3 separate regions of the Homo sapiens genome follow, and all the other regions are linked to region 1. The links are chromatin contacts, found by Hi-C in ENCODE. All regions are on one chromosome and are shown on one strand. Each heading gives the region's core, a stretch centred on a gene start or an enhancer-like site at or near the end of the contact. The rest is flanking DNA. Distances are from core to core; before and after follow the strand shown.

Region 1 (2,675 bases), core at 46-2,545:
CCCAGCTACTCTGGAGGCTGAGGCAGGAGAATCGCTTGAACCCAGGAGGCAGAGGTTGCAGTGAGCCGAGATCACACCGCTACACTCCAGCCTGGGCAACAAGAGCAAAACTCCGTCTCAAACAAAAACAAAAACAAAAAAAAAACATATACTATATCTATAATGGGCTTTAATCTAGCTTCGTATTTGAGAGGAAAAATGATACATTTCCAACGTCCAGTATACTTTCTTTGTAGCTCCTCTCTGGGCCAAGAAAAGATGTATAGCTTTACTTTGAAATATCTGCCTGCTTTGCTTCTGATAATTACTCAGACTGTGTCTCCTTCCCAAGATGAGCAGCCTCGATATAAGTATGTAAGACTATATGCCACTAGATGATGTCACATAGCCTTTATTACAATAGCAAAATTCTATGCCAGGTACTGTTCTAAGTGCTTTGCATACATTAACTCATGTAGTCCCCATATTATACCCATTTTACAGATGGGGAAACCGAAGCACAAAGCGGTTACTTGGCTTGCCTAAGGCCATAGGAGGACTGTGTTGGAGCTGGGGGTCCAATCCAGTAAATCTGCCTTCAAGGTCTGCGTTAGTTCCCCAGTCCAACTTGTGGGTGCTGGAGACTGGAAATATCTTGCCCGCCCCCCACCCTGGCCCCCCTCGCCCTTCCTACCAGACCTGGCTCAGGGCAACTGCTAAGGCCCCGCCCCTCTCCTCATTCCAAGTCAATCACTGGCGTGCGTCCAGGAAACCCAGTTTACGACGACGTCTCTGGTGCGTCACAGAGCGCGGGGGAGGGGCGGGATCACATTAAAAAAAAAAAAAAGCTTCGGACACCCCAACAACGAAGGGGGGACACCACGTCCCTAACTACAACGCCACTAGAAGGGTTGCGCATGCGCGCCAGCCTCCTGCGCAGCCGCAGAAACCACTCAGCGCGCGAGTCTCTGAAAGGCCTAACGTCCATTTTCAATCCTGCGGGTCTTGCGAAGGAAAACCTGAGGTAAGAGGCCCCGCCCCACAGCCATCTCCTCAGCAAATTCCCGCCCTCGGCCCCGCCCCACAGCTATCTCCTCAGCAAATTCCCGCCCTCGGCCCCGCCCCACAGCCATCTCCTTAGCAAATTCCCGCCCTCACCCAAGGACTGGGAGAGCACCCGCGGATTGGCCGATCAACGGTGACGCCTGTCAGTGGCCAGACTCCGATTGGTCAGCGGGTAGTCCCGCCCCCCCCCCCCCCCCCCCCCCCCCCAACCGCGAGTGTGGGAATTCGGCGTCGCGGGAGCTCTCTGATCCACTCAGGGGTCAGGGCATCACTGGTCTCGCGTGCGCGTGACCAGGCCCGGTTTCCGGTGCCAGGACCTTTCCGAAGCGTCGAGTGGCCTAACGGTCACAGCTGTCGCCCATCGGAGAGGCAGGACTACTGCGAGCAGTTTTACCGCGACCTCCGGAGGCCGGCGTGACAGGCTCTGTCACTAAAATAGGTCTGTCCAGTCGTACTTTTTCCTCACCTTGAACTTTCCGTCACGGGAATACACGATTTGGCTTAGGGGCCGGGGCTCTCCTGAGGAGAGAGGGTTTGCTTTGCGGGGAAGAGCGAGTCTTGACTTCGCAGCCTCCAATTTCAGCCGCGGTGTGGAGGGGGGTGCTTTGGGTGGTCCCCACAGCCTTTCCGGAGTGCCCGCGCGTGTAAGCTTTTGAGATTTGACAATTTGTGAAGTGCTTGGTGCTGACTTTCGGGGACGACAGGATCCTTTTACAGTCATTCTCCTGTCAGGGGAGGCAGGTGGGGAGCGAGGAAGGATCCAGATTTCGTTAACAGAGCTTTGAGTTTAAAGAATTGACAAACTCCCGAGTTGATTTCCTGTCAGACCTTTTGCGGTTGAGACATAGAGTCTGAGGCTTTGATGGTAACCGCGTTTGATTTAGAGACAGACTGTGCAGCTTCGCTGTTTTATTGTAAATACGTAAATGAGGAGGAAGAGAAAAACGTAGGGTGTTGGGAGCAGAGGCGGGAGGCGGGAGATCCTGCGAAATCGGAGTCCCTTTGGAGTGGGGGAGGCCGTCGAGGCGTGCGAGGGCCCGGCCCCCTTGCCGCGTGGTCGTTAACAGGAAAGGCCCTGATTTGGTTGGTGGCGGATCGCGTCCCTCCCTCCTCTCCCCGGCTCTCCCCGAGTGCGGCAAACTGGCTTCAGGTTGACTAAAAGATAGCGATTTTCCAAGCAGCTTTGCCGCGCGGTGTTTTCTAAAGCGGGGCGTGGGCTGGGTGCCCTTTTGGGCCTCACTTGTCCGGCCTGCGGCAAGTGCTGGGCGATGGGATGCGGTTCTGGCGGCAAAGGAAGGGCTGCCTTTGAGAGTCCCGCAGGAAGGTTTAGAAAGTGATTGTTCTTAAAACAAACAGAGCGTTTTGCTGTGTGTTCCTCAAAGTGGTCCCGGTGGGAGTGGCGCCTCATTGTGAGCTGTGCCTTATCTGATGAATTAATGGCAGGTGAAAGCCTTGCGCCTCCGGAGCGAATATTTACGACTTTTGAAAATGTCTTTAATGTCTAAAAAAAGTCTTTTAGAAAATCAGACGGCCTCTTGTTCTTATGTTATCAAGAGTTTAGATTTCTGTGGTAAATATAAGTGAGTTTCATTTTAAGTAAACTCATTTTACGAGATTTGAGATTTGAAAGT
Region 2 (2,675 bases), core at 131-2,630, 1.9 Mb before region 1:
ATCTCAACTGCAAACAGAAGTATTGTTTCTACAAAGGTAATTTAAAGGCAGAATTCACATAGGTATCCTTTTTTCTTTTAATCACTGTTAAGTTCCTTTAACAGCGTTACTGCAAATAAGATTCAAGCATGATTCTCAAGATTCACCACACCATCTTGAATTTGAACACGGGGAGGGGAAATTTACAGAACCAATGTAGAATAAAAATGGGCCCTAAATTTCGGTAAGAAATTATCGTCGCTTTTTGTAACCACCCAAAAAGGTATCAACAAGATATCTAGAAATGTATGACGTGGCAATTCAACTTTAGTAAAGTTAAAATGGTCTTATTACCTCACTTAAAATGCGTCAGGGGAACAAAATATAAGGACATTATTAGGTGATACCAAAGTGCCTCCCGTGCAAGTCCTGAAGATAGCGGCATTCGAAGGGGGCAGGAAGTGAAGCATCAACTGGGCATTTACTGCAAACCCGTTACCAGAACTTGGAAAAGAATGGACCTCGTATTCCTAGATCTTGGTGACCAGAAAGGGTGAGGGTTTGCCTGCGAAGAGTATGGGCTCAAGGCTGTCTGGAGCAGGGTCCTGTATCCGCCCTACCACTTTGCAGGACGAAAAAACAATGTATTCTCCTTAAAATAAATTATGTCCTAACATGGGACGAAACCCGGTTGCAAAGCACGAGTATTCCTTCCCTCGTGTTAAAAACCAACGCTTTGATTTTGCCGCAAATCACAGGGCACCACAATTCCTCGAGACTGGCATTAAAAACAATGGGCTCAGCCGCGGCGCGGGCTCGGGGCCAGCGTTCCTCGGGTCCGGCCGTCGCCGGTGCCTCCCCCCCACTCCCGTGGCCACACTCCATCACTGACCAAGCCCGGGAGAGGTGACAGGCAAGGAGCGGAGCAGACAATGGCATCCGCCGCCGCGCAGGGGGCGCCAAGAGTCCTCGGCCGCCACCGCCCCCGGCCCCTCCCGAAAGCGCCCCGCAAAACTTGAGGCGATTCCCGAACCACAGGTGCCGCGAGGCTGTCGCGGAGCCCGGGACTGGCCCCCACATCCCCGGGCGCGGCGCGGAGTGGTGCGGAGGGCGCGGACACGGAGAGAAGTGAGTTGCGGGCGCGGCGACCCAGTGGCGGGCCGGGCAGGCTCGGGGTGGGGTCGTCGGGGCGCGCGCGGGGTGGCGGGGGGCGCGCCCAGTCCTCCCTCCCCCTCTCCCCCATCCCCGGCGCCCCCTTTCGCCCCCAGGGACTTACGGCGGCCGCGGGCCGCGGGCGCGGCGGAGCTTGGCCGGCGGCGGCGGCGGCGGCGAAGGGGAAGCCCCTGTCGCCGTGCTGAGGAAGAGAAGCCGTGGTGCTGTGGGGAGGACACCCGGCTGGCATAGGGCAGGCTTAGGCGGAGAGGGGAGGGCAAGCTGACAGACCCCGCCCCGGGGGCCGGACGAGGGAGGAGCCGGGGCTGCGGCGAGCTGAGGGGCGGGCTAGGCGACGCGCGGGAAGCGGCTCAGCGGTCGCCAGCGGCACCGGAGGCAGCGCGGGTAACCGCTGAGTCCAAGGCAGCCGATTGGAGGTTTCTTCGCTGAGGGGAGGTGCGAACCGGAAGCCGGGCCACGTGACCCGGAAGCGGCGTTTGCCGGGCCCGAGCGCCCGCGCGCCCGCGCGCTCTTGCAGGTGCCTCCGGGACGCGCGCGGGCGGCTGTCCTGCTTGTTTAATGATAGGAGGACGGGATTCTGCAGCGTCCTTAGCCTAGCGGGTGGTGCGGGGCAGGGAAGTTCCGGACAGCGAAGAGCCACGTTCGAGCTCTAATGATTCTCTGTGTCCCCAGAGAGGAAGTGTGAAGTGTGACGGCTGACGAGGAGGGTGGGAGGAGACGAGGGAGTGCTGCAACTCTGGAAAAACAAGTCAGCTCTTCTGTGGAGCTCGTCACGCATTCACGGGCCTTTTGCTATCATTCTGCCTCAAAATTGTCCGGAATCCGCCCTCTCCTTCCCATTGCACTGCTCCAGCCCTAGCCCAGACACCTTCCGCCCCGAGCTTCGCGGGAGTCTGTTCCCTGGGCTCGCCTCGCCCATCCTCGGTGCTGCGGACTGGATGAGTTACCGTCCGTTCGGCTGAAAAGCCCGGACAGCACCTCACCTTCGAGATCCCGCTTCCTTCACACTGGGTCGCCCCACCAGCCGCCTGGGTTCCAGTTTAGCACTGCCGACGACTTGCTGTGCCTGGCATGTCCTTGCTCCCAAATGTCACATCTATGAAGCCTCACCCTAAAACCCTGTAAGAGCGATTCCCTCTTTCACCCACATGCCCGTTAGCCTTTATTTAGCACACCTTAAATTGTATTCATTTTGCATCTCAATCTAGTTCACAGCCTGGTATATAACAACTAATAAATGTGAGTTGACTGATAAAGACTATAAAATGATAAATTTGTTAAGAGCTGTAATGCTGAGCGTAATGCCTGGGCATAATGGATGTTCATAATTTTCTGAATGATAGAATGGATGAATCATCTAGTCATTTACAGATAAGGAAAGGGGAGTCCCACGGGATTAGGTGACCTTCCTTGAAGAGCCACGGGTTTCCCATATCGAAATGCTATTCATTACCCGAGTCACCTAGGTTCTTACAAAGGAAGCGAGAAAATTGCTTTTGTTGGGCCATGCCCCTTTTGCAGAG
Region 3 (2,675 bases), core at 88-2,587, 1.2 Mb after region 1:
GCCACTACGCCTGGCTGGATGCTGTTTTTTCTAACCTCTCCCTCAGCCGAGGCAGTATGCTTGCCTGAGACCTTGAAGTGGCAGCTAGTGGCTGTTTAAAATCCCTTTTGGTGACAAGTAGAAGCCTCTACATTTAGTTTCCAAAAGAGCAGAGGCAGTGGTCCCAGTGACAGTGCCCAGCATTGGGGGTGTCTGTGGTGTAAGTCCTGGGGTATGAACCTGGGAGTACTGGAGAATGACATGGGATCTTGGTCCTGGCTAGGGAGCCGCTTAGCCTGGTGACCATGTGACCTATCCAATATTGTTTAATAAACTTCCCACTTAACCCAGCCACAGTTGGTTTCTGTTGTTTGCAAATGAACTTCGAGACAATGGCAGCTGGTGGCACAGAGATTAGAGCCAGTTACTGGGATTTCTCTTTGGCAAGTCCATCCTGGGTTTGCATCTGGGAAGATCTTTCACAAAAGGAGATGTGGAAGGCACAACCATCCCCTCGTGCCCAATTCAGATGCAGCTTACCCTTTGCAGAGCCTGGCACCTTGGCTATGCCAGCTGCAGGGGAAAGGGGTGGCGGCCACCTGCAAGGGTTGGGCCAATGCTGCACAGGATTCGGGCTCAAGACACCAACACCCTGCTAGGCCAGCGCAGGGAACACTCACCACGGGAGCCTAGGGGCTTCCTCAGGGGCCTTCAAGCACAAAAAGAGATACTTTTCACCCTCCCACCCCCCAACCAGGCTGTATGCCTGCCTGGCCCTCAGTGGGCATGGCAGAAATGCTAGGATTCGTGTTGGATTCATGCATTTTTCAGAATAGTTTAAGGACTGCACGAAGACAGAGGGACGAATCACATGACTTCAGAGTTCATTGGTTCCAACTATTCCAGCTCTCCTGAGAAGGCATGTTTTGCCAAAAGTGCACATATGTTCCTCTAAAGAAAACCATGGTAGTTTTTTGATGGAATTTTTTCCTCTCCCAGGCATCGTCAGACGTGCCCAGCACTCGACTGCAGAGCAGCCTCTCTCACAGTTTCCACTCTCATTTCTCAAAGAACTCTCTTGGTACCTCAAGGCCGTGGCTTTCCTAAGTGGCTTTTTGAGGGAGACAGCAGGGACTGGGCTTTAAGGGGGCCACAGCGCAGCTTTCTTTTCCCCTCACAGGCAGAGCTATCAGTAGCCACGTCGGGTAGAACAGAAGGCATTCTGGGAACGCGGTGCTCTCACATCCTGCAAAGTACAGGCCTGCAGAGCAGATGGCAGGGACTTCAAAAGCTAAGTCACCTTGAAAGATAATGGCACAAAGGGCGATTGGGGGTGGGGTGGGTGGGAGGCTTTTGTACCCTTTTGCAACAAGGAAGCAGAAAAGACAAAAGCTATTTGCCAGCCTGGTGCGGGAATCAACAGAATAGAGAGATGGTTCTGCTGCAATTTCCATCAAGGGTGGCCAAGCCTCCAGTCTTCTTGTCCAGAAGTAAGTGGCATCAACCAACTCTGCCAAACTGCATTTCCTGCCTCCTGATCTGGGGTCTTTTCCTTTTCTTTTTTCACACAGGGAGTATTTCCATCCTCTCTGTCCAGGCAGCTGAGCCTTGACAACCTCTCCTCCCCTTCACCATGCCCCGACTGATCTCCTAATGGAGCCCCACCCCTCGAGTCCCTGGGCCTGTGGAAGGTAGGGTCTCCCCCTCCTCCTCATCCTCCCCCACTCCACTCCAGGTGGGGTTGCAATAGGGCTTATCTGGTTTCCTCTAAGCATGAAGCCCTTGACCAGAGGAGGAGCGGGAGTTCACGTCACGCCCCCATGCTTAGTCCTGGCCTTTTGCATTTTTTGTGGATGGGTAAACTGAGGTACATAGTGGTCAACTCATGCCCAGGATCACAGAGGCACTGGCAGGGTGGCAGGAATGCTGAATTCACCTGATGAGAGCCAGGGACAGCAGCGGGTGGGGCGGTGGCTGCTTTTCAACTGAAGTTGTTAAAAGGAATGCTTATTCCTGGCCCCACCGGCTTGCCCTCCAAGGCAGAACGTGTTAATACCGAGCCCCAGCAAAGGTTCAAATTGACTTCTTGGCTCTGAGCAGGGAGGTAGAAGTTCCTGCCCCCGCCACCCCCGGCTCGAGGCTCCAGGGGCTGCCAGGCTCCTCTCGCCTGGCCTAGAAACAATCCCCTCCTGCCACCTCCACGCAGGTGCTGTCAGGACAGGCCCTCTGCCCTCAAACATCTGCTCCTCTCCTCGGGGAGGGGGGCCTCAGCTGCGCGCTGAAGGGGCCAGGCCTCAGAAGCCTGTTCTCCTTTGAAGCTGACAGCTTGATGCCTGTGGAAATGCGGTCCTATTTCAGGATTTCATTTTAAAGAGGTTTCAAAGGAGTGGCTGGAAGGCTTGGTGGAATCGCTTATTACGGCTCCTCTCCCGGCCCGCAGCTTGGTGGCTGAGCACGTCATCATCATTGGCAGGCAGGTGACTGTTCTAAATTAGCACCTGGCTCATTCTGGAGGGCTCTAACTCTTCCTGAGCTTTTTCCAAGAACAACTTTCATGACTTATACCTTCTTATACCTTTCCCACGTTATCTGTTTGAAATGATCCACGGGGCAGGTGAATTACGTGTCATCTCCAAGACTCTTGTTTCTGTCGGGCATGTCTTAAAGACACACACACATGCAAAGGCTATGAAAAT

What was found. A loop is a pair of places that touch in the nucleus more often than their neighbours do. Pooled maps may share reads with other maps.
Region 2: a loop to region 1 is called in a map of endothelial cell of umbilical vein, with 10 times the contacts of the local background. The contact joins the promoter of AP1S2 here to the promoter of SCML1 in region 1. A Hi-C loop is called at or near these places in 3 of 168 maps with a recorded cell type or tissue (CD4-positive, alpha-beta memory T cell, CD8-positive, alpha-beta T cell and endothelial cell of umbilical vein) and 8 of 50 pooled maps.
Region 3: a map of gastrocnemius medialis shows a loop between it and region 1 (7-fold over the local background). The contact joins the promoter of PHKA2-AS1 here to the promoter of SCML1 in region 1. A Hi-C loop is called at or near these places in 2 of 168 maps with a recorded cell type or tissue (gastrocnemius medialis and transverse colon) and 14 of 50 pooled maps.

The regions. Positions count from the first base shown.
Region 1 is chrX:17,736,198-17,738,872 of GRCh38, forward strand. SCML1 (Scm polycomb group protein like 1) reads left to right here and starts at 1,296. Exons shown (of 8, transcript NM_001037540.3): 1 at 1,296-1,483.
Region 2 is chrX:15,853,433-15,856,107 of GRCh38, forward strand. AP1S2 (adaptor related protein complex 1 subunit sigma 2) reads right to left here and starts at 1,381. Exons shown (of 6, transcript NM_001272071.2): 1 at 1,256-1,381. RefSeq lists silencers at 808-1,097, 1,318-1,597, 1,688-1,797 and an enhancer at 1,415-2,019.
Region 3 is chrX:18,888,959-18,891,633 of GRCh38, forward strand. PHKA2-AS1 (PHKA2 antisense RNA 1) reads left to right here and starts at 1,338. Exons shown (of 3, transcript NR_029379.1): 1 at 1,338-1,670.